Linked DNA regions of Homo sapiens: region 1 is linked to region 2. A link is a loop called in an ENCODE intact Hi-C map of the cell type or tissue named here. Cell type or tissue: IMR-90. All regions are shown on one strand.

Evidence for each region. Hi-C counts contacts between places; a loop is a spot of excess contacts. Peaks named below come from ENCODE experiments on the same cell type or tissue, not always from the same donor. Only the 100,000 strongest peaks of a DNase experiment are listed, where the experiment ranks them.
Region 1: a loop joins it to region 2, with 6 times the contacts of the local background. A loop is called at or near these places in 2 of 110 quality-filtered maps.

What each region holds. Positions count from the first base shown.
Region 1 is chrX:14,631,189-14,633,688 of GRCh38, forward strand. The region is part of intron 7 of GLRA2 (glycine receptor alpha 2); the gene reads left to right. Among named protein-coding and RNA genes, the nearest start is that of GLRA2, 100 kb to the left of the region's middle. In IMR-90, no CTCF peak of the experiment used is centred here; no DNase peak of the experiment used is centred here.
Region 2 is chrX:14,094,457-14,096,956 of GRCh38, forward strand. No RefSeq gene overlaps it. Among named protein-coding and RNA genes, the nearest start is that of GEMIN8, 66 kb to the left of the region's middle. In IMR-90, a CTCF peak has its summit at 1,399; no DNase peak of the experiment used is centred here.

The DNA.
Region 1 (2,500 bases), 540 kb after region 2:
ATCTCAATTCAGTATATTTTCCATCTCAGACACAGTACTCATCTCTAGAAATTTGATTTGGGTCTTTTTTATGTCTTCCATGTCTCTTGTTAACCTAGTCATTCTTTTATCTAGCTTTTTGAACATATAGAATGTAGTTATAGTAGGATTTGATGTCCTTGTCTGCTAATTCTAATATCTGTGTCAATTCTGGGTTGGCTGCAATTGGTTTCTTTTTCTCTTAATCATGTGTGTTAATTTCTTGCTTCTTTGTATGCCTGGTAACTTTTTATTAGATTCCAGACATTGTGGTTTTTATCTTGTTGGGTGGTGGATATACATATAATTGAAACTTTCTGGGACAGTTACTTGGAACAATTTGATTTTTTTTTGTCTTGCTCTTAGGATTTTTTAGATAGGCAAGACCCCTTTGAGCACTCTATTTAATACCTTATGAATGATCAACTTTTCCAGTCTGGCTTATGGAAACAAGAACTGAGAACTGCAAGTTCTGTTTTCTCTAATTCTTTTGAAGATTCTTCCCCTAGCCTCAGTTACTCTTCTCACATGCATGCACTTATCAGTACTTTGCTGAGTGCTCCAGAGGAATCCTCTGCAGACCTCTGGAGTTCACACATACATATACACCCTATAGACAGAGGGAGAGAGTGTATGTGTGTGTATATATTGTCTTGTGTGTGTAGACATATATAGACATACATATGTATATGTATATATATAGACATACATATGTATATGTATATATGTATATACAATGTATATGAAGACAATATATACAAGTGTCTTCATTCTGGTACTCTTCTCTGTGAACTTCAGCTTCTGTGGACTCAACAGACCCTCAGATCCATCTTTTCAATTCTGGGAATTGGTTGGGCTCTGCTTAGATTCCTCCTCCTTGCATCATGACCTAGAAACTTTCTCTAGACAGTAAACTGGAACAATAGTAGGCCTAACCTCATTTGTTTCCTACCTTTCAGGGATCACTGCCCTTTTTTACTTGATGTCTTTTGCCTTAAAAACCATTTTCCAAATATATTTTAACCAAATTTTTTAGTTGATTCAGGATGGAGGGTAAATGTGGTCCCTGTTACTCCATCTTGACGTTAAGTGGCAATCACTGCCATGGTTTTGAATCCTTGATTTCTTTTTAAAATTTGACATGGAATGTGAATAAATTGAATGTGACAATGTAGATAATTGAAATAATTATCACAACTAGCATTAGCTTGTAAATGCTTAGTTCAGTTGTTCTAATCAATGAAGACTATTTATTAAATATATCATCCATGAACTCTAAGACTGAGAACAAATTTTTGTAAAGGAATTAATAATTGGTATGTACAGTAATAAATATTAATATTCTAATAGAAATCAGTTTTGTTCTACAAAATGTTTCATCAAAAGGTTTGTTTCAAGGTAATATCGTTCAACATATTTAGGCTTATAATTGCTGATTCTTAACTCTTTTTAAATAATACACTGTAGACTGCTTTGGGGGGTAGGGGACCTTATTCCCATCCAGCAACCTCTTTCTACATGTCAACGAACCATTTTTCTTAATGGTTCATACTTAACGCCATGGATGCTGCCACTAAATCACATATTCACTTTAATTTGGTTTAAATCAATTTAATAAATATTCAAGGTACACATACTGTATTAGGTATTAAATAGGTCAAAAAGATAATAAGATAGTTTCTTCCCCATGAGGAATTTATGATCTAGTACAAGAGTCAGCAAACATCATCTGCAAAGGACCACATAGTAAATATTTTAGGCTTGCAAGCCATAAGGTCTCTGTCACAATTATTCAACTCTGCAGTTGTTACACAAAGACAGCCATAGACAACATGAAAACAAATGAGCATGGTTATGTTCCAATAAAACCCTGATCCAATGGAAAAAAGCAGAGAAACACAACATAGAACAATAGATATATCACAAAGATGACCAGAAACAAGTGTCATGGGATGTCAAAGAAGGGAGATTCATATCTTAATACTTGATTTGTAAATACAATGAATTGGCTAGGTGCAGCACCTCACGCCTATAATCCCAGCACTTTGGGAGGCTGAGTTGGGAGGACTGCTTGAGGCCAAGAGTTTGAGACCAGCCTGAGCAACATGATGAGACCCTGACTCCACAAAAAATAAAAAATTAACTGGGTGTGGTGGTGAACACCTGTAGTCTCAGCTACTTGAAAGGCTGAGGCAGGAGGATAGCTTGAGCCTAGTTGTTCAAGGTTATAGTAAGCTATGCTTGCACCACTGCACTGCAGCCTGAGTGACAGAGTGAGACTGTATCTCTAAAACAACAACAACAACAACAACAAATGAATGATTTAAGAGAGGCAGCAATATCTAAGCTGATGTATTTAGACAGAATTACGAAAAGCAGGAATGACAGGGTGTATTAGTCCATTTTCACACTGCTATAATAAAATACCCGAGACTGGGTAATTTATAAAGCAAAGAGTTTAATTGACTCATAGTTCTGCGTG
Region 2 (2,500 bases):
ACAGAGACCATATGGCACTTGAAGGCTAAAATATTTACTATCCAGCCTTTTAGAGAAAATGTTTGTTGATGTCATCTCTAGACAGACACGACCCCATCCTCTTCTAGGCTCTTGTGACCCTCCATGCCTCTATGTTAAAAATAGGTGTCCTTGTCTGTGTCCTTCGCCAGAGTTTGCCTTATTTCTTCAGTGTTTAGGCCAGTGTGTGGCTGGAGTTTTGGCTTGAAGGGCTAGTGACTGCTTTTCACAGAGTACACTTGGCACAGAGTGGAAAAGGAGAAAAAGTCTCTTGTGTGAACCAGCCTAAAGGTTTTCTACTAGTGATGATGTCACTTGTTTCCTATGACCCTCCAGCCAGCTTTCTCCACATCCGGACCATTTGGTGGATTCAGAGGTACTGTGAGAAATATAAACTTTAATTTATATGAATATTTTTGCTTGGTTATTCTTTAAGGTTTAGATACCTGGCCCATTTTTTTCTCTAGCCCTTGATGCTATCTGATATGGTTGAGCACACCTGATCCTCCTTGGAAGGGTGGCACCAAGGCCGAGGAATTTTAAATTGTAGCGTGAAGGGATTTTGACCTGAAAACACCTAGGAGAACAGAGTGGAAGTCACCTTTATACTTCTCAGAATGTAGTAGGTAATTTTTTATTCGCCTGCTCAGCATACAGTTGGGGAGCCATGTGGTCCAGACAGGGTGACCCATGCCTTGATTCTGAGTGGTCACATGGCCCAGGCCTGAACTAGGAGAGTCTTATGCAGGACTCTGGGGATTGCTCAGGAAAAATGCTTTCTTCTCCACTATGCTTATGAAAGTGGTAGAAAGATCTGAAACTGCCAGAGGCCATCTTTGCCACCATGTCAGGAAAGACCACTTACAGGGAAGCAGAGCCTAGTGATCTCACCTTCCAATATCTGGTCACATGGATTGAGCAGCATAGCCATTTATACCTCTAGCATGCCTGAGAAGTACAGAGAAAAGATAAATGGGAAAAGAAAAAAGGGACAGAGAGAGACCGGGTAGAAGAAAGATTCCTATTCACTGTTATACCCAGGTGAATTTATTTGGGGGAATAAAATAATAATAATATCCACCTTGCAGGATTAGAGGAAATAGTTAAGTCCCTAAGGTAGAAGCTGTACACCTATTGTTATTTGATAGTTTGCCACCTGAAGAGGTAAAGAGACCTAAGCTATTTAAGGTTTTAAATCATCCCTGAAGCATCCCATTCTTCTAGAGTTGATTTTTCTCCTTCTGTAAAATGAGGGGTTCACACTCGATCATATCTTAAGGCGTCGTCCAGTTCTGGTCTTCACAGAATGCTTCTTCCCTTGGTACACTCCAGTGTACGCATGAATAATTGAGGTGCAGTGACAGCAGATGTCCGCCAGAGATCACTGCAGAACGTGGTTGATTCCTTCCTGCATCCGCCTTCATTTGGAACGTCAGCAGTTAACACGAGAGACTGTTTAGCAACTGTACCTATCACAACATTAGGCTTGCAAGTTGGAAAACCATGCACAGGCACCACTGCATGTCCCTGGACAGGTCACGTGCTACATCTTTGCGTTCCTTGTAACTCGGAAGTAACGGTACCTTTTACTTTCTTGCTTCCCAGTAATCTACCATGTAAAATAAATTTTATTCATTACAGATTTTTCCTTCTAAGTACAATTTCCCTAGGCATTTTCCGTCTTTGAGGAGCGGTATCGTGGTTAATTATGGAAAACTAAAAATCTTGAGCCTCTAAGGAAAAAATAAACACAAGCATTTCAGCAGAAGCTTGACCTGTTTCTCTTTCCTTGTCTGGTCTGCTATGCTCTGGGACCTGTCCTCTCAAAGCCACCACTGCTAAGGAGATACCTTGCTTTGCTGAGGACCCTAGGGTTCTGCTCAGAGACTGTTGTAGAAACGCCAGTGGTCCACTATAGCTTGTAATTTCACTGGCCATGTGAGTTCTCACCTTAGGCATAAGGATCTGGGAAAGGTGGTGATCGGGATAGGCACATGACTAAAGAAACAGCAGGTTTGCTTCAGTCAAACTCTGCAAAGCCACATCTTCAACCCAATCACTCTTACTTGAAAAGGAGACAGAGCCAGAAAAAAAATGTGACCTAAAAATTGGGTATGATTTCAATGGATATCTAAAAAGCTACTCTTAAGAGCTTCTATTTCTCAAAATTGTACAATTGTCACATCCATTTCCTTTCTCATATGAGTGAAGTGTTATAGAATTTATTTTTCCAAACAGAAGAATTTGGGAATGAAGGCAGTATACCCCATACATTGGCTAATTTATTATAAAAGTCTTCCAGTGGGGTCTTTATCAAGGCCGTGGTTTTCTTTTTGACCTGGAAGTGAGGGTTTGAACAGAACTATTGGCGTCAGAAGATTTATATACGCGTCTTGAGTATCTTTATACCTATGGTGCTCTTCTCCCCAGTGAAAACTAATTTTACTCTTAGGTAGAAATATTTAATAAAAATAGAAACATT